Linked DNA regions of Homo sapiens: regions 1 and 2 are each linked to region 3. Evidence: chromatin loops called from intact Hi-C (ENCODE). Cell type or tissue: CD4-positive, alpha-beta T cell. All regions are shown on one strand. Links, peaks and the distances in the headings refer to the core of each region. The heading gives the core; the rest is flanking DNA. Region 1 has its middle 23 kb from the start of TCERG1. Region 2 has its middle 12 kb from the start of TCERG1. Region 3 has its middle 150 kb from the start of PRELID2.

Region 1 (10,004 bases), core at 6,849-9,348, 750 kb after region 3:
CCAATGTCAACATCTTAATAAAATCTAGATGAACAAGATATTCTCATGAACCCCAAAATATGAGCAGGTGGAGAAAAACCACCAATAATAATTAAAGATCCATATTGTCTATGCAGGAGAGAGGAATGAGGCATCTGACAGACCTGAGACCAGAATTCTAAAACTGGTAGTAGGTACTCACTAAAAAGCAGAGTTAGACTAATTTGGGAACAGTTACCAAAATTGGGAAGGGTTTTTGCACACTCCAATGAAGATGTGGGTGTATAGGGCCCAAGGTAAGGTCTAAAGGTGCTGAAGCTTGGCCTTGTGGACCTTTATAATTACAAAACTCTATTAGAGAAGAAAGCCTCACACCCAGAGTAGACTTCTGAGAGCAGAATCCAAATGGGGAAGCATGGGGTGACAGAGATAAAGAGAAAAGAAGGCCTAGATAAAAGAGCAGAGGAACCATATGTCAAAATACATAAGGCCATAAAAATACATTTTTTGGCTGGGTGTAGTGGCTCATGGCTGTAATTTCAGCACTTTGGGAGGCAGAGGTGGGCAGATCACTTGAGGCCAGGAGTTTGAGACCAGCCTGGCCAACAAGGCAAAACCCCATCTGTACAAAAAAATAGAAAAATTAACTGGGCGTGGTGGCATGCAACTGTAGTCCCAGCTACTTAGGCCAAGAGGGGAGGATCACTTGAGCCTGGGAGGTTGAGGCTGCAGTGAGCCATGACTGCACCACTGTATTTCCGCCTGGGCAACAGAGTGAGTCCCTGTCTCAAAAAAAAAAAAAAAAATTATATATATTTTTTAACATATATATTATATATATATTTTTGCATATATGTAAGATTGTGTTCAAAATCAACACTAAGTTCTAAGAAAAAAAGGCAGAATAACAAAGCATATCAGAAAGACATGCTTTTGAAACTGTTGAAAAGTATGACTTACTATTTCAAAATGTGCTAAAAGGCTAACGAAATAACATTAGGTAGAAAAGAACTATACAAGTCAGAATTAGAAAATCTTAGAAATGATGTAGGAGAATTCAGAATTAGAATTATTTCAGAAATAGAAACTAAAATAGAAGGTACAAAACAGTGAATAAATTCAACAGATAATGCCTTACATAGAAGGTAAAAATAAAAGTTTCAATACATTAAAGAGAAATGAAGGATTCCAAAGGAAGTGGTCAATATAGAAAGTAAGCAAAGAATATTCAACATATGTATGATAGAAAAGTCACAAATAAAAAATAAAAATGGAAATTTAAAAGTAATTTAAATTCAAAAAGCTAACACTCAAGAAAACGTTCCTAAAATAAAAAAGAGACGGAGGCTGGGTGCTGTGGCTCATACCTATAATCCCAGCATTTTGGGAGGCCGAGGTGGGAGGACTGCTTGAGACCCGGAATTTGAGAACAGCCTGGGTAACATGGCAAAATGCCATCTCTACAAAAAATACAAAAAAAAAAAAAAAAAAATCTGAGCCTGATGGCACACGCCTGTAGTCCCAGCTACTTGGGAGGTTGAGGTGGGAGGATCGCTTGAGCTGAGGAGGTCAAGGCTGCAGTGAGCTGAGATTAAGCTGCTGCACTCCAACCTGGGTGACAGAGAGATACCCCATCTCAAAAAAAAAAAAAAAAAAAAAAAAGAGAGTGAGACTGACATGAGTACCTAGCAAAATCAATCTAGAATGATCAAGGTCAAGATATATCCTAAAACAACTTCTGGGCTTTATAGAAAAAGGAAAAAATATTTGGGCAACTAGTCAAAATCTCAAGTCACTGACATAGGAAAGGAAATAAGATTGTCATTAGACATCATTCCAGAAGAAATGAAGTAACATTCCTTGAACATACTCAAGGAAAGTAAACATGAGCCAGAGATTTAATAGGTAGCTAAATGCAACAAGTTTTTATGTACATAAAAGAACCAGAGAATACTGCTCCCATGTACCTTACCTGAGGAATGTACTAAAGAAAGATTTTTTTAGACAACCAAAATGGAAAGATATTGGCATAAGAACGAAGGGTGAATGTTAGATGTACTTTTACCCATAAAACTATGATGGTTATAAAAACAGCAAACATCCAGGCAAAGTAGATACTGTACAATAATTAAAAGCAGAGAATGGTGAGAGAGAGAAAAAATAAAATATTCTTGTTGATTGTTTTATAGTTACTGATGTGGTAAAAGGGTGTTTATTCAAATGAGATATTGATGGGTAGGGATGAGAGAGTAAACAAGAAATGAACTAATTTTCATATTGCTGGAGAACCAATAGATAATAATGAAAGGATGTTTATTCAAATGAGATATTGATGGATAGGGATGAGAGAATAAAAAAGAAATTAACTAATTTCTATATTGCTGGAGAACCAACAGATAGTAATAAAAATAAGATGGGGGAACTAAAGTTATTTTAGCGTAAATGTAAAAGTAACCATTAAAAACAAAACCCTTCCAAATACCAAATATATTGAGAGAACAATATATCACATAATGACATAATGAAATCTAAATCACATAATGAAAAACTAGTGCGATAAAAGGCTTGCATATTTATAACATAAAACAATATGAAGTGAAAAAAGTAATGTGCAAAGAAATAGACATAGATATTTGCTTTTAAAAAGGCTAAATAACAATATATGTGTGTGTATGTGATGGTTAATTTTATGTCAACTTGACCGTGCCATGGGGTACCCAGATTAAACATCATTTCTGTGAATGTCTCTGTAAGGGTGTTTTGGGGTGAGACTAACATTTGAATCAATGGACTCAGTTAAATAGATGGCCCTCCCCAATGTGGGTAGGCATCATCCAATTCATTGAGGGCCTGACTAGAACAAAAAGACAGGGAGGCTAAGCGCCATGGCTCACGCCTCTAATCCCAGCACTGTGGGAGGCCAAGGCTGGCAGATCACCTAAGGTCGGGAGTATGAGACCAACCTGGCCAACATGGTGAAACCCCGTTTCTACTAAAAGCAAAAAAAAAAAAAAAAAATACAAAAAATTAGCTGGGCATGGTAGCAGGTGCCTCTAATCCCAACTACTCAGGAGGCTGAGGCAGGAGAATCGCTTGAATCCAGGAGGTGGAGGTAGCAGTGAGCCAAGATTGCGCCATTGCACCCCAGCCTGAGTGACAGAGCGAGACTGTCTAAAAGAAGGAATTTGGCCCTTTTTTGCTTCCTGCCTGCCTGCTTGAGCTGGAACATCTGTCTTCTGCCCTCGGACTGGGATTTTCACAACTGGCTTCCCTAGTTCTTAGATCTTCAGACTTGGACTGTAATCCCAGCTACTCGGGAGGCTGAGGCAGGAGAATCACTTGAACCCAGGGGGCGGAGGTTGCAGTGAGCAGAGATCACACCATTGCACTCTAGCCTGGATGAAAGAGTTAAACTCTGTCTCAAAGAAAAAAAAAGTATATATATATAATCAATAAGGATAGGAAAACCCTAATGTTGAATTTAAAAAGAAACAAACGAACCTATTTCAAGGTTTAAAGGCTTTTAAACAGACTTCTACTTTTAAGTGGGCTACATTCTAAGGACATTTTTTAAAACTGTAATCTTGAACTTTGTTAGGTTTGTTGTTGGTAGTGGTGTTGATGTAGTAAGTCTAATATTATTGAGTATTATAGAAGAGAGCAGAAGAGTAAATATAGTGATGTTCATGAAAACCAGCATTCTTCCTTTGAGAAAAGAGAGGTAAAAATATGGGCTGGGCGCAGTGGCTCACGCCTGTAACCCCAGCCCTTTGGGAGGTCAAGGTGGGATCACTTGAGTCCAGGGATTCGAGACCAGCCTGGGCAACAAAGCAAGACCCCATCTATAAAAAAAAAAAAAATTAGCTGGGTAAGGTGGTATGTACCTGTAGTCCCAGCTACTTGGGAGGCTGAGGCAGGAGGATTGCTGGAGTCTGGGAGGTTGAGACTGCAGTGAGTTATGATATTGCCATGGGACTCCAACCCAGGCAACAGAGCAAGACCTTGTCTCAAAAAAATGAAAAAGATAAAAATATGGACTGGGAGGACAAGAGGAAGAACTGCTGGTATTGGATTGGAGTTGGGGGATTCAGATAAATTAATGATTTTAAATAAAATATACTTTCTGGCTCTGTCTACTGAAAGGGCCTAGAGGCAATGAGACTCCAATAGCAAGAGCACTCTTCCTACTCATTTTTTTTTCTAAGAACTGAAGGTTTCCACTAAAAGAAACTGAATCTCCTTGGAGAAATGGCTGATTCAATGTCTGGAGCAAAGAAAGTGCAAGATGAGCCTGGGACCTCCTCTGCTACAGAATCGTGAAATAAGTAAAGAAGCACTCAAAACCAACAGGCATATGTCAGAAGGACACAGAGACCAACTGGAAGGGGCTCCCGTTGGCCTAATTTGGGACAAATTGAGAATTGAAAAGAAAACCGATGGTAATGATTTTTCCTAGTTGACAGTGATACTCAAGAACATTAAAAGGTGAGTATGAGAGGAGAGCATTTGCTTAAACAGCAGAATGCCAGCTTGTAAATGTGGAAGAAATGATAGGATTAGAAAAATTGTGATTTTTGCAATCACCAACATTATAATTGATTCAGTCAAAGTTTATTAATGAATGCTAGAACATGGTAAAAGTTGTGGAGGAACAAGATATTTTCATATCCTCCATGTACCATCCCAGAGATTACTTATTAATTATAAAGTGGGGAAATATACCTTTACAGTGAAGAATTCTAGCAGGCAACACCTTAATCAGAGGATTAAATTTAGCATCACCTATAACAGGGCACAGTGATATCATATGCCTCTTGTTATGAACACTGAGAGGGACCCAACATCACTTCTGTAGAAGTTTTTGCTAAAAGTCTTTAACTAAATCTAATTCTGAAGAAATATCCAGATAATCCAAATTGTGGGACATTCTATAAAAGAACTGACCTGAAGGCCCTCTCCCCATTTCCCCGCAAATGTCAAGAGAACTGTTCTAAAATAGACTATAGAGACGTGACAGCTAAAACAGCATGTGATTCTTGATGAATCCCGGATAAAAACAAAAACAAAGGCAAAACTAAGACAAAACAAAACAAGTAAAGCTTCAAAGGGTGGTACTGGGGGAAAAGCTATATATATTTAATAAGACTTTTAAAATATTAGATAATACCTCAATGTTGAATCTATTAGATTGACAATTTGGTTATACAGGAAAATGTCCTTGTTTCTTTGGAGGTAAATGCCAAAGTACTATGGAGTGAAGCTTCATAAAGTTTTTAATGTACTTTCCAATTTTCAGCCCCCAAACCCCACTATCTATCTATCTGTCTATGAAAAACACCCATATACGTATATGGAGTTATGTACAATAAACAAGAGTAGTGAAATGTTAACAATGGGTGATTGCAGGTGAAGGATATTTGAGAGTTCATTGTATTTTCTTTTTAAACTTTTCTGTAGGTTTAAACATTTTCAAAATAAAAGGTTGGGAGTTAGGGAGGCATAAACATGTGGGCTGCCGGTGGATGCCTGGCCCCAAGGCAGTCAACCTACAGATTCACAGCTAGAGACCTAGGACCTAAGCCACATGGCCTGAAAAGATGAGCTATTCTATATTGGTCAGGATCCTCTTGGCTTCAAGTAACAGGACACCCGAGTCAAAGTAGCTTAAACCTTAAGGATACCTCATGTAACAAGAAGTCTGAAGGTAAGTGGCTCGAGGGCTGGTCAGTTTGTCAGCTCAAGGATGTTGACGCCCTCTTCTGTCAGTTTCTCTGTCGTTCTCTTGGCTTTGCCTCATGGGTGCATGATAGGTACAACCGCGTCATGCATCATGTCCTCATGTGACATCCAAAGCAGGCAGGAAGCGGGTGGGCCAGCTCCCTCTCAGGCCTCCCCGTCTCGTATCAGGGATAACACTCTTTCCCATAATCCGCCCCCCAGCCCCGCAAAAGTTCCCTTACCTCTCAGCGCTCTTACAAACCAATGATGTATTCACCACCTGAGGTTGTTCACCTGAACAAACCTGATGAGGAGGGTGGTTGCTGAGTGGGCAGCCAGCGGTGTTGGCCACAGGAGCCAACCAGACTCCCCCCGCTCAGGAAACTAAGCCTAGAAACGCAACTTGTGTGTGCTGTTAGCAGTCCAGCTGATGGTGAATGGACAAGAAGTTGAGGACATGAGCCATGGATAAGCCAAGGTTAAGACAAAAGAAAACACCATCTCTATCCCTGTAGTGATAGAGGGTGAGAAAGCCATTTGGTAGGGAAAGTGAAATAGAGCACATGGTCTGAGTCAGTGAAGCTGCCCTTAGGGTTAGAAATGGCTCCCCCAGCTGCCTGGATCCCTGATGTTTTCTGGTTAAGATTTCAGTTCCAGGCCACATAGAATGGACTAGTCAGAACTCCTTATTGGCCAGTAACAGAACAAAATACTGCCCTGGCATCAAAGAGGAATTAGTTTAAAATGTTCAGGAATGTCTTACTATCTAAGGCAAGAATTGTAGGAAGTGTAGCCAGGCCTTAGAAAGTGCTAGCACCAGGTGGCTTCTCTTTGACTCTTGTCTCTGTGTTTCTCTACTGAGCATTTTATTCTTATCTCTGCAGTAGATAAGCAAATATCTTCGCATCTGGTCTCCAATGTTATTATCATACATCCACCCACATCTCCTGAATTCTCATTAAAGTTTTGACGCTGCTGAGAGCCCATGTGGTAGACAGTCCCTCGGTCCTACTTTCAAATTCCCAGAGGAGAGAAGCTGAGAAGCCTAAGTTGGGTCAGATGTCCAATCTGTCAAGTCCATGGGCTTCAGGTCACAACAGATAAATAGTGGGTAAGGAGGAGGAGTATTAGGAGAAAGGGGTCACTGATGTAAGGCCGCAAAGATATCCCAACGGCATCCACTATGATCCCCTTAAAGTACTGGTTCTCAAGGTTGGGGGTAGGAATTCCTCCCCACCCCCACTTTTGGCAATGTCTGGAGGCATTTTTGGTTATTACAGCTTGGGGGGTGGATGCTACTTCCATCTAATGGGTAGAGGCCGGGGTGTTGCGAAACATCCTAGAATGCTCCTATGACAGAAAATTACTTTGTCCAAAATCTCAATAGTACTGAGGTTGAGAAATCATGCTCCCCTTTTGATCCTGTAATGGGCCTTTCCACCAAATGGAGCATCGGTATTCACAGAGCACAAACCCATGCCTAATATGTAGGAGGACTCTTAAATATTTGCTGGACAGAAGGTGAGTGAAAATACCATTCTAAAACAGGGTGGACACTGATTCTACTTCTGATTACCCAGGTTCAGGGTGTACTCTGGGTGAAGCCACCATGGGAGCGCACAAAGGCAGGGAATGGTGAAATTCTTGCCTTGGGGAGTGGAAGGTAGGGGTGTGTAGAACAGAAGATGGAATAAGCAGAAACAGATGCAAATAGAAGACAGAACCATAAACCCACGCACAACTTGCTCTTGCAAGTGCTCACAACACAAGTAGCAGCTGCTTCTCTGGTACCTGCCCCTCCTACACACCATAAGGGAGAGCTGCCGAGCCTTAAGTCCTAAACAGCTGTAGGATATGATATAAGCATCTTTCCCCCCAGTAATTCGTCGGGCAGGCAGGTACAGGCTCCAGGCCACTGGGGTTTCTTTTTTGGTTTAGTAGATACATGTGCTTTCATTTCTTAAGGAACATTGTCAGCCTGAAATCTTAGAAAAACAAAAACACCTGTAAATAATTCAGAGTGAAGACAACTCCAGAAATAAGGAGAGGGAAGAGTTTGTAAGGCTGAGTATTTTCCTAAAACTCCTGACAACCAGAGTCTACTACTGGGCAAAGGAGAATAAGTTTTCTGGCAGAAACGCCAGAAAAGTTAGATAATGCAAAGTCTTTGCTGCCCTCTACTGATGAAAATGAAGACTAACGTGTGGTTTGAGAGGAGAGAGGTTTTTCAATTACCATTCCATTTTTTCATTTACTTTTTCAACACCTATTTACTCAGCTTATACTTGGTGCAGGTGATGTGCAAAGCATTGAGTACAGTAGCAAAAATTACAGAGCAGGTGCTTGTTCTCATGAAACTTACAATCTGCCAAAGGAAACCAATTTTGTATGTCAACAAACAGGAAACATTTTAAGGTTGTTGAAAGTGCTCTGAACGTTAACAGGCTAATGTGGAGATGTGTGGGTGGGGGAGACGGGGTACAGGGGGATGGCAGGCAATTTAAGAATGGAAGGTTGTGACAACGCCAGCTGTGCCAGGAGAGGCCAAGAGCTTTTCATGCAGAGAGAGAAGTGGGTGTAAACTCCAGAGACAGAAAAGTGCTCCCTGGGTCCTTGAACTCCGTGCAGGAGCAGAGGGCTGTGTGGAGAGGCCAGAGAAGTGGGCAAGTACCAGTTCACAGAGGGTCCCAGTATTTTGCCCAGGAGCTGGGATTTTGTTTGGGATACATTTTATTCAGAAGAGGAAGCTATTGAGCATTTGCTATTTTTGTCTTTCAAGGACTATTTTTTTTAATAGTACATACTCGCTACAGGGTATCAATAAAGATTTTTTTTTCCCAGAAATATCAGAAAGTTTAAAAAGTGCATACATTAAATAACTATATTAACATCTAGAGAAGCCGGGCGCAGTGGCTCACGCCTGTAATCCCAGCATTTTGGGAGGCCGAGGTGCGTGGATCACTTGGGGTCAGGAGTTCAAGACCTGCCCGGACAACATGGTGAAACCCTGTCTTTACTAAAAATACAAAAACTAGCTGAGCGTGGTGCCACGCACCTGTAGTCTCAGTTGATCCAGAGGCTGAAACACGAAGATTGCTTGCACCTCGGAGGCGGAGGTTGCAGTGAGCCAAGATCGCACCACTGCACTCCAAGCTGACTGACAGAGCGAGACTCCATCTCAAAACAAAACAAAAATCATCTAGAGGATTATTTTGTCTTCTGTGTGGATGATGGACAGTAGGGCAGCGGGGCAAGAGGAGGAGACAGAGCCAGGTGGTGCTGTGTGGGAGTCAAGCTGGGAAGATGGACAGAAATGAATGGATATGAGGTGGCTTTGGTGGTCTCACCTTCAGGACCCTCTGGTGGGTTGGATGTGGAGGACAGTGACACGGAGAGAGCTGCCAAGGCTGTGAGGACAAGAAAATCAGCTATGACACACGTTTGAAGAGCAGTGGCACCTGCAGGCTCCATCCCTGGCTCTTTGCTGGCCAGTGGGCCAGGGCCATTTGCCTGCCCACCATGCTCTCTCCTCCTGCCTAGTCTGGGTGATTACACCTGACAGGGTTCAGAGAGGCATCCCTCATAAAAATGGCCATAAAGCCGTTTGCTAATACGAAGCCTCCCATAAATGTCAGGTGATGAGAATTACAGCCCCGCAGGCTCATAAAAGAGCATGTCATGGCTTGAGGAAGCCACAGCGACGGTGAGGGCACCAGACTGTCTTTCCAAGCTGTATTTTAGTTTCGGGGAAGATATGACTGGAGGAAGTGCAGTGCTGGCTGAGGCCAAAGTGGCTCAGAACCTTAAGTGAAAGGCCCAGTTATGAAACCTGTCAGCAAAGCTTCCGTCCCGTGGCCCAGGGCTTCTTCAAGGTGAAGTGGAATGTATTCTGAACTTGTAGAACTTAGCCAGGAGGAGTAGGGGCATTAGTGAACCTGGCCTCAGGCAGCCTCTGATTCCGGGGAATAAACAACATACTGTTTCCTACTTTTTCCAATCCTTGACCCACCTGTCAGCTAATTAGTACATAGCCCAGGTGTTCTCTCTGCCTTGAGCTGCTCCCCTGCTTACCATCTGTCTAGCAATCCTTTGATGCACCCCATATGTCTCACAGCCCTGACCCCCCAACCTCTTTCTTTCTCTCCCTTTATTTTTTTTCTCTCTCTTTCATGTCCAGTCAACATTCAGCTAAAAATCGCTGGTATCCTATAATAAACATGACATTGTGCTGGGATTCTGGAAACCAGGCTGGGGGCAAAGAAACATGATATGAAGACCCCATCCAGAAGAAGTTACACATCTAGGAC
Region 2 (10,004 bases), core at 277-2,776, 750 kb after region 3:
CCCTTATAAATTGAACAGCAGATTAATGGTTTATTTACTCATTTCTTATTCAACGGGATGAGAACATTGAACAACATTAGGCAACAGAGAGAGCTAGGCAAAACAGAGACAAAGACTCAGAGATAAAGATAGCAATAGGAAATCAAATTTTAAGAGTAAAAATTATATTTATGGTAATGGTAATAGCTAATATTTATTGTGTACTTCTTATGAGCCCTGTTCTAAACACCTTAAATGGGCTTATATTCATTTAATCTTCACAACAACTCTTTTTTTTTAACGTCGATTTTAAGTCCAGGATACATGTGCAGATTTGTTACATAGGTAAACTTGTGTCATGGGGGTTTGTTGTTCAGATTATTTCATCACCCAGGTATTAAGCCTAGTACCCATTAATTATTTTTCCTGATCCTTTCCCTATTCCCACTCTCTACCTTCTGAACAGCCCCAGTGTGTGTTGTTCCCCTCTATGTGTCCATGTGTTCTCATCATTTAGCTCCCACTTGTGAGAACATGCAGTATTTGGTTTTCTGTTCCTGTGTTAGTTTGCTAAGGATAAGGGCCTCCAGCTCTGTCCATGTCCCTACAAAGGACATCATCTCCTTCTTTTTTTATGGCTGCATAGTATTCCATGGCATATATGTACCACATTTTCTTTATCCAGTCTATCATCAATGGGCATTTAGGTGGATTCCATGTCTTTGCTATTGTGAATAGTACTTCAATGAACATACGTGTGCATGTATCTTTATAATAGAATGCTTTATATTCCTTTGGGTGTATACCCAATAATGAGATTGCTTGGTTGAATAATATTTCTGTCTCTAGGTCTTTGAGGAGTCGCCACACTGTCTTCCACAATGGCTGAACTAATTTACACTCTCATCAACAGTGTGTAAGCATTTCTTTTTCTCTACAACCTTGCCAGCATCTGTTTTTGTTTTGTTTTGTTTTCACCTTTTAGTAATAGCCATTCTGACTGCTGTTAGATGGTATCTCATTATGGTTTTGATTTGCATTTCTTTAATGATCAGTGATGTTGAGCTTTTCTTCATATGATTGTTGGCCGCATGTATGTCTTCTTTCAAAAAGTGTCTGTTCATAGGCCGGGCATGGTGGCTCACGCCTGTAATCCCAGCGTTTTGGGAGGCCGAGGCAGGCAGATCACCTGAGGTTGGGAATTCGAGACCAGCCTGACCAACATGGAGAAACCCCGTTTCTACTAAAAAAAATACAAAATTAGCCAGGCATGGTGGTGCATGCTTGTAATCCCAGCTACTCAGGAGGCTGAGGCAGGAGAATCGCTTGAACTCAGGAGGTGGAGGTTGCAGTGAGCAGAGATCACACCATTGCACTCCAGCCTGGGCAACAAGAGCAAAACTCTGTCTCAAAAAAAAAAAAAAAAGTGTCTGTTCATATTCTGTGCCCACTTTTTATGTTTTTTGTTTTTGCTGTTGTTTTTGTAAATTTGCACAACAACTCTTTGCAGAGATGTAATTATCATTTCTATTTTAAGATGGGGAAACCGAGGCACAAAGACTGGAAATAAATTGTCTCAAATTATACAGCTAGTAAGAGGCAGATCGGGGATTCACACCCAGGCAGCCTGTGACTGAGAAAATGCAGCTGTGCTTGTATATTGATTGCTTACTTCTTGGTACTGCAGCATCCAAATGTCCCCTGGAACAAAATGTTGGAGTGAGTCAAAATGTTCTTTCATTCTATGCTTTTCTGCCACCTGAAATACCCTCCTACACCTTCTGTGCCTAACACCATTATATGCTTCCTTATGGGAGTCAGACTGACCTTGAGAAGGAGGGGACCATTGCCCACAAAGCTGGGTCTCCTGACCCTCTACTGGGACTCCCAGCATCTGAGCTAACTGCTGTTTGAATGCTTATCATCTGTGCTGCAATTCCCTTTGCTTCTTAGTCTCTCTCAATAGAGCTTGCTTGAAATGCTTGTTTTCCGGTACCATAAAGAAATAGCACTTAAACATAAATTTAATTTTTTTAGTAAGGCCATTTTTATACTTTCTGCAGAAAGGGTACACTCGCCAGCAGTTTTGCCATGAGAGTACACTGAACAAAGGAGACCAGGTCATTTACAACCTGACGTGTCTACCCTACTGCTGTGTCCGGTTTCCACTGGCTGGAACGGGACCTCACATTCTATATTTGTCCCGAGTGGCTAGCAACTTAGAACTTTTTAAAAGAGGCAAAGGCAGAGGAGAACAAAGGAAGGAGGAAGTAACTTGTGGAATGCTGAGAAAGGTAAAAATACCTTTAAATAAGGAAGAGGAACAGGCAATGACCTAATGCTTGCTTGGACCAGTATAAGCATGCCAGGGCAAATATTTAGGCTAAATGTGGGAACTAAGAACATAAAGTACATTGATTTTTTTATTACGGCTAGCAGATATTTAAGAATGTTAGCACAGGTTTTTGAATAAATTTATTATTATTATTATACTTTAAGTTTTAGGGTACATGTGCACAACGTGCAGGTTTGTTACATATGTATACATGTGCCATGTTGGTGTGCTGCACCCATTAACTCGTCATTTAGCATCAGGTATATCTCCTAATGCTATCCCTCCCCCCTTCCCCCACCCCACAACAAACTAAAGAGCTTCTGCACAGCAAAAGAAACCACCATCAGAGTGTACAGGCAACCTACAGAGTGGGAGAAAATTTTTGCAACCTACTCATCTGACAAAGGGCTAATATCCAGAATCTACAATGAACTCAAACAAATGTACAAGAAAAAAAACAAACAACCCCATCAAAAAGTGGGCGAAGGATAAATTTTGCTTTTTAAGAGAAGTTACTATTTATTTCTAATTAGACAGGGAGGAAAGTCTTTGAAGAGGAACCTCTACTTTACTTTTTACAAGCCTAAGATTCTTAAGAAAAGGAGTTGGCTCTTATTGCCAGTGTTTCCATTTCCTACTATAGGACTGGTACAAATTAAAAAGGTTATGAAAATTATCAAATAAATGCTCCTTGGCCTTTTGGCTAAGATCAAGTGAAAATTATTGAATAATAATTTTGCATAAACAAATGTGCAATTTCACTAACAAGGTATTCTACTAATAGTTACTTGCTTTATTATTTACTGTCAAGTATGATTGTTTTGGCTTAACATGTTCTTCTGCATTAAAGAACTTGTGATCTTTCATGACAGTTCTGGGAACTTATTCAAAGCTCATGAAGTTTTGATGTTCTGATGCAAGTGACTGGGTTATGGATAAACATTTAATTTCTACATTCGTCCACTTTCTATTTTGTTCTAACAATCCCATAGTATCTGGTGATAACAGAGTTCACCAGCAAGGGAGTTTGGATATGATACAGCATAAGCTAAAATCTAAAATCAGAATAAGTCTATATAGAATATGTCCTGATTGGTGCAAAAGTAATTATGGTTTTCGCCATTAATAACTACAGACTTGATCTATGAAGTAGTTAAGTTATCCTAATGTATTAACCCAGGCTGCTGAAGTCAGAAATCTTAAGGTTGTCTAAAGCTCCCTGCCTTCCCTACTCAAATCCAATCCATCAACCAGTTTTGTTGATTTTACCTTTTAAATAGTTCCTGAATCTGTCTCCTTTTCTCCATCTTTGCTATCATTGCCTTCAGTCAACGTCTCATCATGGTTAATCGCAGCAATGTTCTACTGTCTCCCCAGCTGCAAGCTTGCTCCAATTCATTATTCTCACTATAGTCAGAGTGTTCTCTCTAAGAAGCAAATCTAATCGTCACTCCCATACTTGAAACCCTTAAATAATAACTTCATATCATCTGCAGAATAAAATATGACTCCCATCCTCCTTTCTAGGTCCATTTCCTGCTGCTCCCCTGTACACTAGTGCATTAGTCTTGATAACGTCCTTGTAAGTTCCTAAAATTACTTCCAAAATGCTGTCCCTGATGCATCCTTTCTTGGTTCTTGTTTACTTCCTCAGTTTCCACCTTCACAACGGAGTCTCCCTCCAAACACAGTCCCTGCTTCTGTGTTTCTGCCTAACTACAAAGAGTATGACATAAAGATTCAGAGCAAATGCAGTAGTATGTGGTTGCCAGACTACCCCACCTAAGTTGTATGAGTTTAGGCAACTCGCGTAAGCTTTCTAAGCCTCAATTACCTCATCTGTGAAGTGGGGCTAGTTAGTAGCTGTGATATGTAGATTGTCATGGGGAATTAAATGAGAAATTCCAGGTAAAGTCCTTGCGTGTGCTAATCACTTAGTAATTACTAGCCATTTGTCTTGGCTAATATTTAGTTTGTTTACTTCTGCTAGACTGTGTGCTTCAAGGATAAAGACTCTTGTGTCTTTAGCAACTATGATAGTAACGGGCACAAAATAAGTATTCCTTAAATGTTTGCCAAATGGACAAATGAATGGATGATTATCTTCTACACCCCAAATTGGAACACTTGATCTCACATGTTTGAGTAATGGAGAAGAGTTTAAATAACTTCTAAAATAGTGAGTTATTGCTATAGCGATGAAAAAATTATTACCCTACCGCATGTCCTGAGATTGGTGTGGTTAATGACACACTGCAGGTGTTGAGTTTAGAAAATTGTAAGAGACAAACAACACTTTCAGTCAAATTTAACTGGGGAAGCATAATATTGTAAAGACCTGGGTTCTGGTCCTGTCTCTGTCACTAACGGGATGTGTGACCATGAAAAAGTTAAAAATTGAACTCTCAGTCTTTATTTCCTCATCTGTAGACAAACGATGCACAAGATTATCTCGAAGATCCTTTCACTTTGGCAATCAACTGCTTTTGTAACTTCTCAAGGTGATAAATTACACTTTCAATTTGGGGAAATTGTATACGAAAGTATATGAAATAATTGCATTATAATAGTCTTAACTACTGCTGCTATTTAATGTTCCTGAGATTTTGTTGTTATTGTTGTTGTTTTTAACTTTGAGAAACAGAAAAATTTTAATGGTAAGAATTTATAATTGGAATGAACCATAAAAGAGATAATTGTTGTTGATACAAGAGGATAAGAGAGAATCCCCACTTACTGCCCCCGACCTGGCCATGTTCAGTAAAAGAACTAGCATTGGCTTTATACAGTGGATATGATTAACTGTTTATGTTAATAAGCAAGGAGACTATATATGTATCATTAATAATTATGGGACAAATTCAAAGTTTCTGAGAGTTAAACTAGTAAAATGCATACACAATGTACTTAGATATAGTCATCTATGTTAGTAAATGAAGAGATTGCAAATGTGTGGTTAATTATTCTAGGAAAAACACAAACTAGGGTAATCTTAGAGAATATGATCATTGTTTAATAAGTGGAAACCTAAATAATCATATGGTATTTTATAGGGAAAAAATTGTGGAAACAAACATAGATGGTCAACCTAAAGCAGGGTACTCTAATCTATGGCTCTCAGATTCCAGGTGGTCCATGAAATTGCTTTAAGGATCTGCAAATTTATGAGTTTACTAACCATTCGCTGTCTGTTGGCTGAACCAGCCAATGGTGTTAATGATCAAAATGATTCCCTCTCTTTGTTTCCTATAAACCACAATAGAAAAGAACACACCTCCTTTTTTTTTTTTTTTTAATCCTCCTCACTGGAGAAGTAGGCTAAGCTATCTGTGTAAGGAAGAGGTTCTTGGATAGGACAGAGAGTTCCCCAATGCAAGGGCAGGCACAGTTGGTCCAAGTAGAAGGTGTATCTTTATTTGGAATATGAATTATCAGGCTTTCATGGCCCAAAGCTATTAAAAATTAAAATTAAATAACATTCTTCCCTTGTTCTGCTTCTAATCTCATTGAACTGCCTTCTGATTATTTTGCTTGCTATGTATGTTTGCCCACAGGGAGGACAGGAGCAGCTGGTCCACCTGACAGTTGTAATTTTTTTCATAAATTAATACGTTGGTATTCTGGTTTATGAAGATAATTTTTTTAAGTGTTCAGTTTATAATTTTTTTTTTGAGACCAGGTCTCCTTATGTTGTCCAGGCTGGTTTCGAACTCCTGGGTTCAAGGGATCCTCCTGCCTCGGCCTCCCAAAGTGCTAGGATTACAGGTGTGAGCCACCATGCCCTGCTGTGTGTTCAGTTTAATGTGTGTGTTATTGACTTTGTTTCCAGGCTCATTTTGCCCAAAAAAAAAAAATCTATTTGCGGGGATTGGAAGGCTAGGAGTGCAATCCTTAACTGCATGTGTTTCTCGAGGTCAAGCGTACCTCGCGAGCTCTCTTGGCACTCATACTGCTAGCTGAGTCTTTTCTGGGGACGTCTCACTGGGTACTGCTTGCGCTTACCATTAGATGAGCATCTTGTCTGATCCTCTTATTTTGTAGATGGACAAATTGAGGCATCATAGTATACCTATGGTTTTCACCTTTCTCAAAGGTACTTAGCACCTTTGAGAACTAGCTATCTGAACACTTAAAATGGATTTTAGAAAACTTTTTCTTTTGGGCTGGGCACAGTGGTTCATGCCTGTAATCCCAGCACTTTGGGAGGCCAAGGAGAGAAGATAGTTTGAGCCCAGGAGTTGAAGACCAGCCTAGGCAACATAGTGAGACCCTGTCTGTACAAGAAATACAAAAATTAGCTAGGTGTGGTGGTGCACACCTGTGGTCCCAGCTACTCAGGAGGCTGAGGAGGAAGGTTTGCTTGAGCCCAGGAGGTTGAGGCTGCCATGAGCCGTGATTGCACCACTGCACTTCAGCCTGGGCAACAGAGCATGACCCTGTCTCAAAAAAAACAAAAATCAAAAAAAAAAAATAAACCTTTTATTTTGAAATAATTTTGGATTTACAGAAGAGTTGCAAAGTTAGTACAGACATAGTCCACATTCGGCTTCTCTTAACGTTAACATTTATTTTCATTTTTATTTTTTGAAACAGAGTTTCACTCTTGTTGCCCAGGCTGGAGTGCAATGGCACAGTCTTGGCTCACTGCAACCTCCATCTCCTGGGTTGAAGTGATCCTCCTGCCTCAGCCTCCCAAGTAGCTGGGATTACAGGCGTGCGCCACCACGCCTGGCTAATTTTATACTTTTTTAGTAGAGATGGGGTTTCACCATGTTGGTCAGGCTTGAACTCCCGACCTCAAGTGATCCCCCTATCTTGGCTTCCCAAAGTGCTGGGATTACAGGCATGAGCCACCATGCAACATTAACATATTATATAATCATGGTTCATTGATCAAACCACAAAGGTTATATATATATATATATATATAAAATATATATATATAAAATATATATATAATATATATAATATATATATAATATATATATAAAAATATATATATTATATATATATATATAAAATATATATTTTAATAGAGATAGGGTCTCACTGTGTTGCCCAGGCTGGTCTTGAACTCCTGGGCTCAGGCAATCCTCCCACCTCAGACTCCCAAAGTGCTGTGATTACCAGTGTGAGCCACTGTGCCTGGCCCTTACAATATTAATTAAACAATGAACTTTATTTGGATTTCCTCAGTTTTCCCCACCAGTGCCCCTTTTCTGTGCCAGGATGTGATCCAGGACACCACTGTACATTTTAGTCATCATGCCTCCTTTGTTGCCTCAAACTGTGACTGTTTCTCACTCTTTATCTGTCTTTCATGATCTTGACACTTTTAAGAGTATTGATCAGGTATTGTGTAGAACGTCCCTCAATTCAGATTTGTTTAATATTTCCACAACTTTAGACTGAGGTTGTGGATCTTGGAGAAGAATACCATAGAGGCGAAGCGGCCTTCTCACCACATCATGTCAGGGATGTACACTATCACTGATGATATTAATTTCTTTTTTAATCTTAATTTTAGTAGAGACAGGGTTTCACCATGTGTGTCAGGCTGGTCTTGAATTCCCAGCCTCAGGTGATCTGCCTGCCTTGGCCTCAATCTTTTTATTTTGAAAGTTAGTAAGTAAAGAAAAAGAATTAAGCATTTACTCACTTTTAAAACAGAAACTATTTTCAGGTAACTAAATCGCCTCTGTTGTCAAAGGAAATCTCTAATTTAAGGAAGACTGTCAGTGAGCAAGTGTGGAAGGTAACATATAATTGGAAAATCATCAGTTTGCCACCCGTAAGGAAAGTATTGATTCAGGAAAGGATAAAATCATTAAATCGTTAGGTTAATGGTTGACAGGTACGTTGACCATTCATCCCATTTTGCCAGAGATGGTCCTAGTTTATGACTATTGTCCAAGTGTAATTATTAGTAGTGCCCCTTTTAGTCTCAAATGTGGCAGTTTGGATTATAAGTGATAGGGTCACCCTCCTGACAGGGTACCAACATTTGTATGAAACCAAAATAATATCATGCAGATAATATTCTGATTATAATAAGATTGAGCTGTCATCACCTTTAACTTAGCATCACTTAGGAGGGGACAACCAGATGTGTCTCCTGTTGTGACTGAAATTGGAATATACAGCATTACCTAAGAAGTTCCCTTGACAAAAATGTTCAATTTAAATCTGGTCAAATATTCAGATCTATCTTCCTGCTTATAGGAAACACAAGGGTTAGAGGAAGCAATCAGACAGATCCAGAGGGGAAACAGTCCTGGTCTTCAGCAAGTCCATATTATGATAAAAGGAACTGTTCTAGATTAAAAGCTTGAGGCATAGCAACCAGATGTACTGCTTGGTTCTGAATTCGATACTTATCTGGCCAAACCAGCTGGAAGGACATCTTGGGGACAGGTGAGGAAATCTGAATATGGATTTGCTATTACTGTTAATTATGTTAGGTGTGAAAATATAATTTTTGCTATGTAGAAAACTGGGCATTAAAAAAAATAGATGCATTCCAAACATTAGGGGTGGAATATTATGATGTCTATAATTTACTTTAAAATACTTCAGGGCTGGGCGTGGAGGATCATGCTTGTAATCCCAACATTTTGTGAGGCCAAGGTGGGAGGATCTCTTGAGCCCAGGAGTTTGAGACCAGCCTGGGCAACAATGTGAAACACTGGCTCTAAAAACAAAAACAAAAAGAAAAACAAAAACATGAAACTAAACTAAAAAAAAACCAAAAAACACAAAAAGCAAAAAAACCCTTCAGCATTAACTACAATAAATGGAGTTGGCAGGAAAAGAAATAAGATAAAATATATAAAACGTTTCATAAACTTACACCTGAAAGACAGTGTCATAGGTAAGGCAGCCCCCAATGATCCCACCTTCTGATATTCAGCCCCTCCTTGAGTGTGGTCTACACTTTTCAACTTGTTTCTTCTTCCCCCCCTTTTTTTTTTTTAATTGAGACAGAGTCTCACTCTGGAGTGCAGTGGTGCAATCCCGGCTCACTGCTGGGACTACAGGCGTGCACCACCACGCCTGATTAATTTTTGTATTTTTAGCAGAGATCGGTTTTCACTGTGTTGGCCAGGCTGGTCTTGCTCCTACTTCAGGTGATCCACCCGCCTTGGCCTCCCAAAGTGCTGGAATTACAGGCGTGAGCCACCGCACACAGCCTCACCTTGCTTCTAATGAATGGATATGGGCAGAAGTGATGGAATTTCACTCCCAATATTATTGAAATATTGGAGGTTACAAAAGGTTACAAGTCTGTGGCTTCCATCCTGAGATTGCTTGTGCTGGGAGAAGGACACTGTCATGTTGTGATCAGCTCTGTGGACATGCCCATGTGTGGCATGTCTTCTGTCTAGCAACCTATGAGGAACTGACATGCATTAAAAGCCAGGTGAGTGAACTTGGAAGAAGATCCTTCAACATCAGGTGAGTCTTCAGTCTTGGCTGGCAATCTGACAGCAACCTCATGAGAGGTCTTGAGCCAGAGGCACTTAGACTGTGCCTGGATTCCTGACCCGTGGAAGCTGTGAAGTAATGTTTTGTTGCTTTAAACTGCTAAGTTTTGAGATAATTTGTTATGCAGCAATAGGTAACTAATACAGATAGGAAAAGAGTTATTTGGGTGAAAGAGGGCAAGAAGAACATCATAGGCAGAGAGAAA
Region 3 (10,004 bases), core at 4,927-7,426:
GAAAATTATCTTTTACAGCACAATTTATTACAGTAAAAGTCTGCAAACACACCAAATAGCTACCAATAGAGAACTGGTTTAGTGGTCTGCAAACCACAGTGCACAGGCCAAATCTCCAGGCCTGTTTCTATACAGCCTAGAAGTTGAGAGTGGTTTTACATTTTTAAAGGATTATAGAAAAAAAATGTGACAAATATGTTATTATCTGGTTCTTTACAGAAAATGTTTGCTGAACTCGGCTATGAACCAGCAAGGTACATCCACACAATGAAGAACTACACAATTGTAAAGAAAAATAAGAACTAAAAATAACAACTGCAATAGATTGAAACACAACAAATATGTGAGTTGATACCAATATTAAAAACAATAATGTGGGGCTGGGCGCAGTGGCTCACGCCTGTAATCCCAGCACTTTGGGAGGCCAAGGCGGTTGGATCACCTGAGGTCAGGAATTTGAGACCAGCCTGACCAACACAGAGAAACCCTGTCTCTACTAAAAATACAAAATTAGCCGGGCGTGGTGGCACATGCCTGTAATCCCAGCTACTAGAGAGGCTGAGGTAGGAGAATCGCTTGAACTTGGGAGGCAGAGGTTGCGGTGAGCCCAGATCGCACCATTGCACTCCACCCTGGGCAACAAGAGCGAAACTCCATCTCAAAAAAAAAAAAAAAAAAAAAATAATGTGTCTCATTGTTTGTGTGGCAGTGGCTCACGCCTGTAATTCCAGCACTTTGGGCAGCCAAGGCGGGCAGATCACGAGGTCAGGAGTTCGAGACCAGCCTGGCCAACATGGTGAAACCCTGTCTCTACTAAAAATACAAAAAATTATCAAGGCTTGGTGGCAGGTGCCTATAATCCTAGCCACTCGGGAGGCTGAGGCAGGAGAATCACTTGAACCCAGGAGGTGGAGGTTGCAGTGAGCCAAGGCCACACCACTGCACTCCAGCCTGGGCAACAGAGGGAGACTCTGTCTCAAAACAACAACAACAACAACACAACTCATTGCTCACTTTTGGAGAATTCCAAGAAACAGGCAAATAAAATGAAAGAATTGAGCATTTAACCCACTTTTCCTGAGAAACCAGTTGCTACTATCATGACAGAAAGAGTGACAATAAGGGATATGGCTCCTTGATATAAATAAACACCACCATCCATGAAATAATGTGGAAAACAAATCCAATCTTAATCTGAGTAAGCTCTTAAATCTGGTTATCAATTTATAGAATATACAGAGGACAGAAAAAAATACTTTTAATAACACCACAGGAATAAAATTAGCAAAATTTAGACTACAAGAAACTCTACTGACAAAGTGACCAGATTTTTCAACAAATAAGTTGCAAAGAAAGAAAACCTTAGATCGAAGGAGGCTTAAGAGACCTATTAAACAATTAAAATATATGAGTCTTATTTTCATTAGAAGTCAAACTAATTTTGAAAACAAATTGTGAGAAAGCATTTCTGTAGCAGCTGAGAAAATTTTAACACGGTGTAATATTTGAAAAAAATTAAGAAATTATTAATTATTTTAGTATAATGATTGTATTGAGATTATGTTTTTTATGTTTTTGTTTTTTGGTTTTGGTTTTTTTTTTTTTTTTTTTTGAGACAGATTCTCATTCTGTCATCCAGGCTGGAGTGCAGTGGTGCAATCTTGGCTCACTGCAATCTCTGCCTCCTGGGTTCAAGCAATTCTCATGCCTCAGCCTCCTGAGTCGCTGGGACTACTGCCGTGTGCCACCACGCCCAGCTAATTTTTGTATTTTTAGTAGAGACAGGGTTTCACCATGTTGGCCAGGCTGGTCTCCAACTATGGACCTCAAGTGATCCACCTACCTCGGCCTCCCAAAGTGTTGGGATTATGGGCCTGAGCCACCATGCCTGGCTGAAATTATGTTTTTTAGGAATTGTTATTTTTCAGATTGAAATATTAATGGAAGAAATGATATCAAGTCTTGGATTTTCTTCAAAATAATCTAGAGGTAGAGGGGTTAGCAAGTGCGGCACAGATGAAGTTGGCCAAGAATTGACCATTATTGAAGCTGGGTGACATATTCATCTAAACAGGCACAGGGGTTCATTGTGCTTTCTTCGTATATAATTGAACTTTTTCATAATAAAAGTATTATGTTTAAATAAAACCAGAGAAAAAGGAAATAAAAAACTGAAGCACCACCATTCACCTCAAGCACTGGGGATAAAGTGTGAATTATGAATTTTGGGGTCAGCAACTGTCTGTGGTTTCATTAAAAATTCACCACTGAGGCCAGGCACAGTGGCTCACGCCTGTAATCCCAGCACTTTGGGAGGCCGCGGTGGGTGGGGTGCATTTTACAGAAAAGGAGAAGTTGTGGGACAGGCATTCACATAGGTAACCATATATTTGTAAATCAATGCTGTGACATGGTTTTATCTTTTCTTGAGAGTCAGTGCAACATGCTAACTATCTATATGAGGGCAATGTCTGTAGAAGTTCATTCTTGCTTCTTGAAACAAATGGAATTCACTTGTGCTGTGTAAAGAGGACTAATGAAACTATCCATATAATCCAGGCAAAAACTTGATGCTGAGGGTAAAGAGGCTTGGGTTGTTCTGAACTAATTAGGCCAGCTAATATTGTTCAAATACACAAGATAATTGCTTAGGCATCCTCGTGAAAGTATGAGTAAGATTTGGGCGGTTCTCACTGGCATTGAGAACCTAAAACTACCTCCCTGTCCCATGCCTTTTCTGTACAGATGCCTCTTTGGTATCCCAAGGCAGAAGTGATCTTTCCCTCCTACAAACATCCAAAGAAATGCTTCGTACTTCTCTTCTAGTTTATTTAACTTCCTTATATTTGTTTGCATGCTTTTATCTACCGGTAGATTGTTGCTTGCACAGGACAGTATCTGTCTTATTTTATTGCTCCTAAGACTGATTATAGTGCTTTCCCTATACACAGTAAATTCCTAAATCATAATGCTAAATATGTAAGTCATTCAGTGACCCATAGTAAACCAGACCAACTTATTATGAGTTCAAAACTCTTTGAGCCAGAGGTTTTTCAACTGGCCAATTAATAAATAAAATAAATGTACTAGTACTGTCAATATACCCAGCACAGTGTTTAGTACCACTAGGTAAATGATTTTAAAATTCATTTGCTAAGACCTTGGGAAACCTTACACCGAGCCTTAATGTCCTATCTGCAAACTGGGGGGTCGAGGAGGAGTAATAATACTTCCTTTGTAAGATGATTATAGGAGTTAGAAATTATATGTAGAAAAGAGCAAGTACAGAGTAATCTTTTCTGTTTAATTGTAGTTATTATTCATTGTGGTGGGTATGAATTTTCAGGCATAACTCTCAAGTGCGAGAAAATTCACATTTCTTTATTGCTCATGAAATTCATGTTGTCCTCGCTGATCTCTCCACTTTCCTTGGACAGAAATTGAATTTCAGTTGTATTCTAGAGATCTCTAAACAGTCCAAAGATGTGGAAAGTCTCCATGTGTTTTATGCAGTCCTCTGCATTTGGGAAAGGCTCTCTGGACTTCAGTCTACTCTGCTTATCACTAATAAACTCTTCCAAGCCCTTCTTGGCCCCTTGGGATTGAAACTCTCTATCTTTGGTTCCCAGAACCATAATTTCTATGTTCCCTATTCCCCTTGGGCTGAGGAATCTTCCACTCCCTTAGTTTGAACTTTTCTGCCCCCACTCCCTAACTATAGAAGCCTGAGGCCAGGTGGGAGGGTTGTCATGTAGGAATCTGGAAACTTCTGCTTTAGTCTCTGAAACTCAAAAGTTGAGATGTCATTGAGTCTTAGCTCAAATGTTATCTCTTTGTAGAGATCTTTCTAGAATATCCCTTGTAAAGTAGAGTCCACACTCAATCCCAGCCAATTACATCACTCTATTTTATTATTTTCATAGAGTTCATCACTATCTTGACTTATCATAATCATTAATTGTCTTTGCTTGCTAGGATACAGTCTTCCAAGGGGCGGAAATCTTATTCACCATTGTATCCTTAGCACTATGTCTGGCACATATCAGATGCTCAGTAAATACTTCTTAAATAAAATAATTAATTATCCTGCCAAATTGTGAAGCTAATGGTGATGAAGTTGATGAAAGAAATATGACATAGTACTTATTTTAAGGTTGCTTAAACTATTTTGAGTTAATAATCAAGAAATAATTTGAAGGCTGACCCAAGGCTTGAGTGGAGAGTTTGGAGAGGTGAGGTAGTTAGAATAAATATATATATATATATTTATATATTCATTTATACAAATTCATAATACATTTATACAACTAATTTTATACAAATAATATATAAAATATGTAAAATGTATACAGTACACATTACTTATAAATATGTATAAAATAGAAGCTTTCTATATAGTTAGAAAAAGTTCTTAAAGTTCCAATGTTTGTATTAATAATATGAAAGGTAGATATATTTATGTTTAGCAAAAGGGGACATGGATTATAAAAGCTTGAGCAATATTGGTTTAAATTTTAGTGCCACAGTGAGTCGTGAGCTAACTCCACCTGAATCACTGGAGCATTTAAAAAATATAGAATCGAGGGCACTACCCATAGAGGTCCTGGTTCTGTAGAACTGGGATGAGATTCAGAAATTTGTGTTTTGAAAAAAGAATCTCTAGATGATTCTGCTTCTTAACCAAACTTGGGAGCCAGTGATTTATGTGAAAAGTCTATGGAAAGGAAAGAAAAGGAAAGTGAATTTAAAGAGGGATATCTTTGTGGATGATGTAGAACTTCAGCTCAAACACTGTGCCCCCTAGGGGCTGGGGAAATAATAAGGGCCTTTCTCTACTACCTGATCCCTGCCACAACCACAGCTGATTGGACCCAGCCTGGAATAAATCAGGCTTCTCTCTCCCAGCAGTAGAATTGGGATCCAGTGTGAATTTCTTTTGTTAGCTCAAACTGAGAAGATGGGTATTTGGGGGCTATGGAAAGCCATATTCTGGCATGAATCTGTGAGAAGAGACAATTTGTTAATAGGGAAAAGTAGACAGAGATGCAAAAACAATCGGAAACACAAGTCCATGTAATTAAGAGAGAGAATTGCCAAGAGGGTAATTAATTGCCTTGGCTTCTGATGTTTTTGGTTCCTGGGTGTAGCCCCTGAGATTCTTATAATAAATTCCCTTTTATTTGCTTAAGATAGTTTTAGTGCTTCTGCTACCTGCAACCAAAATACATTTTCAGGAGGCCAGAAGGGAAAAAAAAAAGCGTATAACAAGACTGGGTATGGGAGAAAGTACTTTGTTCCATCGCCAAGGAAGGCTATGGTTCATGAGATGTCATGTTCCGACACTCAGCAGAAGGCCCTGTGCTGTTTTTATGAGGAGTTCTGACAGCCTGTATCCAGCCAGGGCTGGGAAGGCGCTGTGACTTTCACACCCTCACGACCATGGCAATTTGACAGCAGAGGATAATGAACCCCACAGCTGGGGTTGGGATGCTTCTGTCTGCTTCGGCAGTGGCCTCTTCACTCCGGTACTGGAAAAAAGTACTCAGGGGGAAGCTGCTTCCCAGGTCAAAAATGATCCTTGAAAAATGCTATCCAGGGGCCACTTCCAAAATCGTAATGTCCACAGTAGGCAGGAAACAGGGAGGCACGAGCGAAAATGGAAACCAGTGCTCCTCTGAGGATAAAATTTTCTCTCTACTGAGATGGAAATTTTTCTCCCTTTCCTTTGCTTCTGCTACCATGGAATGGCCCTCTATTTTTCTTTTTTCTGAATTATCTTGGCTACATGATATGGTTGTTTGTCTTCTCTCTCTTGTACAGGAAGATAAACACTCTGAGAGTAAAATCCAGGTCAACTTCATTTCTAGACTTACACAGTGCCTCACACAGAAAATGTGCTCCAGGATAAATGTTTATGAAGGCTCTGCCACTTACTACCTGTGTGATCTTGGGAAACTTTCTTAACCTCTTCAAGTCTTATTTTCCTTACTTATAAAATAGTGATAATATTCCTTTGCTTTCTGGATTATGTGTAAGTGAAGATTAAGACATCCGTAAAGTGTCTTGCATGGGATAAGCACACCATAAACGGTAGCTATTATTTGTAAGCTCTGGGCATGAGCAGTGGCAAAACCAAACTGCACCCCCTTCTCTCCTGCCTTGACTATCCTATCTGGCTTCTGTTTCAACCCCAGTGTGCCCCAGTAGCAATAGTGCATCCATTCATCCAGCAGAGGGAGCTAGGCTAGAAAGTAACTACACTAAGTGAACCATAAGTACACAGTAAATATTGCATCATACCCAGCTTTGAAATGTGCAAAAAATTATACCTGCTCATGCCAAATTAGAAATGGCTTTCAAGTGCCTGATGCTACATTCATCACCATGTCCCAGAAAGATGCTGACTGAAGGTTTTCAAAAACTTCAAAAGACTCTTGCAATAATTGCATATTCATTAGACAAATTAGTTCTAGATTATTTTTAAAACCATAACTTGGAGAAAAAAAAAAGACCAACAAAGAATTGAATAAAATTATGCAGGAGTGGTGTTTAGAATATAAAAATGTAGAATACTATTCATTCTGTATGAAAGCATTAAATGGAAAAAAGTGGGGAGAGGGAGGAGGAAACCTAAAAATAAAAAGCCACAAAGAGAAAAATAATCTGTCTTTAAAAAATTCAGTCCTTGGGAAGTAGATAGAATTTTTCTATTAGTTTTGGTTGGGAGGAAAATGTACAGTTTCCACCTCTGATGGGGGAACCTCACTGGGAAAATAATAACCACTATCATCATAATACGACATTGGCTGAACTAGGTGATTAGCACAGTGTGACGTCTACAATAAGTATCTGCTGGGATCTTGTTCTTTGAGGAGTCACAATCTGGTATAACAGACCTGGCTTCATTTTTTGTAGGCTCCATTATATCCGAAATAAGCTGCTGCCACTTCGCCCAGATGTATTAACAGGGTAGAAGGTCAGGAAAAGCAGAGAAAAGCCACCAAGGGTGCACCCAGTGGCTCACAGCTTCCTGCCTTGAAGTGCATTTCTAAATGGAAAAACAAGTCCGAGAATGCCAGACCAGGCAGGGCTCTTCATGACAGCAGCCATGAGGAGGGAAATGCTGGTATTCACCATGTGGGAAGGTTAGGTGACACGCTCCCTTCCTGAGGCCACATGTGTACAATATCAAGGTATAAATTAAAGAGCCCAGCAGCGGTTCCTGTTACTTGCCAATGACCATCGAGGTTGATCATTTCACCATATGCAAAGGGCTGGCTGGCTTTCACTTGGCATAAAAATCAAGAAGCTTTTCAACACTGCTGGTTCCAAAACTAACATCATCTTCATGATTATAAGCACAGTGTTACATCATGGGACTAGCAGGGGAGGAAGGCATTGAGAAAATAATCACATAATTAATTTATGATTCTAAATTGTAGCTCATGCTCCAAAGGGGAAAAAAGACCAGAGAGCCACAGAGAAAAATACAGAGCATTGTTTATATTGGGTGAAAGCAGTCAGAGAAGACCAGTATTTCTAGGTAGTACAGAACAGTTAAGAACCTAGGTACTGGTGTCAGAAAGATTTAGATTTGAGCCTGAATTTGTCCTTTACTAGCTCTGTGACTTTGACTTTAGGTAAGTCATTTTCTTCTTCAAGCCTGAGTTCTCCCATTTGCAAAATAAGGATAATACCTAGATAGTGACTAAAGATGTAATGATGTGTTCTATACTACCCCTAGAATAGATTCAGCAATCAACAAAACTGTTATTATTGAACATGATAGTCCAAAAAATATCATAACCAGTATACTGGTGTGCTAGGGCTACTGCACCAAATACTACAAACTGGATGGCTTAAATAATAAAACTTTATCTTCTCATAGTTCTGAAGGCTAGAAGTCCAAAACCAAGATGTCAGGATGTTTGGTTTCTTCTGAGGACTCTCTCCTAGACTTTCAGATGGCCACCTTCTCGCTATGTCCTCACATGGCCTCTCCTCTGTGTGCATGCATCCCTAGTATCTCTCTGCATATCTACATTTCCTCTTGTTAAAAGCACACTAGTCACATTGGATTAGGGCCCACCCTAATGCCCTTATTTTGCCTTTATCACTCTTAAAAGGCCTTATCTCCAAATACAGATACTCTCAGATACTGGAGTTTAGGGCTTCAACACATGAATTGTAGGAGAGAGGGAGAACACAGTTCAACCTATAACGACCAGTATGGCATGGAGCTGACCAATCACAAAGGGGGCTGCTTGGTCACTGGCCAGTAGAACGAGCTGCTGATTGTATAGAACAGCAGAGTGCACTGATGCACATTGCTTATTGGTATTATTATTATTACTGAGTTTTAATAGCACTGCCTCTACTCAGGGATATACCAGGTTTGTAAGCAGAGCGACACAAAGTTTTCTAGAGGGGAGATTCCAGGAAGCAAAACAGTCTCCAACAAATGTTAACTTCTACATCCTGCCATGCCTGGAACCGGACAAATACAGAGATGCTTTAGAGCTACCTTGTGAAAAGAGACAAAAGGGGAAGAGCAGGAGGGGGAAGGATAAGAGAGTTAATGGTGACTGAGATTTGAACAAAGACAATGAGGAAGAACATGTATGTAGAGGAGAAAAATGACATGAAAAGAGTCAATAGTCCAGGGGTGAAAGAAGCCTCGATGGGCTGGGCCCTAGCTTTGGTTCTAGTCCAGGCTCAACAAACCAATCTGAACTTTTACGCAATCAGAATAAACTCTTCTTTGTGGACCTCCTTCATGAAATCCTGCTAAAAGAGATTCTTCCTCTTCCTCTCTATCCAAATGGATGCTTTTGTTATCCTGTGTTGTTTCAGACTGTAGGTCGTGGGAGAGAAAGGAAAAAAACCCCACTAAAACCTATCACTCTCTTCTTATTGTTTCCTTGTTCCTCTCTTTGGTTAGCTTTCATTTTGTGCTTGCCCATGTGCAGGCACTGTGCTTCACATTCATGCTTTCATTTAATCCTCATAGTTGTTCTGTTATTATTTCACAGATGAGAAAATATGAGGTTCAGAGATGTTTAGTGACTTGCCAAAGGTCAAACTAAGAGTAAGTGAAGAGCTGGGACTTGAACTTAAATCCATCCCACTTAAAGTCCCTGCTCTTAACCACCATTATCATCCTGTGGCTGTATATTCAGGAAGGAAACACATGGATGAACCAATCCTGGGGGCAGGTAATGACCAGCACCAGCATTTGGAGTACAGATTGTAGTCATGGGTGCTGTTGGCACCACTAAGGCAATAACAGTCATCATGGAGTCTAAGGTCAATGCCAGGATTTGAGGTCACAGCTTTAGGAAAAACTGAAGATGGAAGGAGGCTTCAAAGTCCAGACCAAGGTTGGGGTATAAGACAGATATGAAGAAAGTTGGGCTGTTGGTCTCTGATTTATCTTCCTCCCTCACTGTCCACATCCAATTAATCATCAAGTCTTGTTGCTTCTACTTCCAAAATATTTCTGCCATTCTTCTGCCTGTCCCCATCCTGACTGCCACTATCCCAATACATTGAGAGAATCAGTTAGTCTCTCTGTTTTCAGCTTTGCCCCTAAACCTTTTATTCCACTGCAGTCAGAATTCTTACTCTGAAATATAAATCTAATCCTACCACTTCCCCACTTATGTGGCTTCAGTAGCTTCCCATGGCCTCAAAGGCTTCCAAAGCTTTCAATTACCAAAGCCACCTCTTACCTCCCTGTTTTCACTCTTCCATAAGGCATACTGAACAACTTTCGGTTTCTCTGATGTAATACGCCATGTTCTCTCCAGTCGCTAGGTCTTTGCAAATGTTATTCTTGCTCTCTAGAGCCCAGTTTCTACCCTAATGTTTTCAAGTCTCAGCTTGGACATTGCTTCTTTGCAGAAGCCTTCTCTGGCATAGATAAGAATTTAGAGGACAAACCTAAACCTCATCACATTGAAGTTCCTCCATGACCATTTTTTTCCTACCCTCAACACTCATTA

Evidence for each region. Hi-C counts contacts between places; a loop is a spot of excess contacts. Peaks named below come from ENCODE experiments on the same cell type or tissue, not always from the same donor. Only the 100,000 strongest peaks of a DNase experiment are listed, where the experiment ranks them.
Region 1: a loop joins it to region 3, with 16 times the contacts of the local background. A loop is called at or near these places in 15 of 110 quality-filtered maps.
Region 2: a loop joins it to region 3, with 12 times the contacts of the local background. A loop is called at or near these places in 15 of 110 quality-filtered maps.

Annotation. Positions count from the first base shown.
Region 1 is chr5:146,419,475-146,429,478 of GRCh38, forward strand. No RefSeq gene overlaps it. Among named protein-coding and RNA genes, the nearest start is that of TCERG1, 23 kb to the right of the region's middle. In CD4-positive, alpha-beta T cell, for the core only: CTCF peaks have their summits at 7,871 (motif pointing left) and 8,091; a DNase peak (open chromatin) is centred at 7,867.
Region 2 is chr5:146,430,761-146,440,764 of GRCh38, forward strand. No RefSeq gene overlaps it. Among named protein-coding and RNA genes, the nearest start is that of TCERG1, 12 kb to the right of the region's middle. In CD4-positive, alpha-beta T cell, for the core only: no CTCF peak of the experiment used is centred there; no DNase peak of the experiment used is centred there; H3K27me3 peaks cover 419 bases.
Region 3 is chr5:145,675,561-145,685,564 of GRCh38, forward strand. It overlaps a transcript of PRELID2 not described here. Among named protein-coding and RNA genes, the nearest start is that of PRELID2, 150 kb to the right of the region's middle. In CD4-positive, alpha-beta T cell, for the core only: no CTCF peak of the experiment used is centred there; a DNase peak (open chromatin) is centred at 6,221.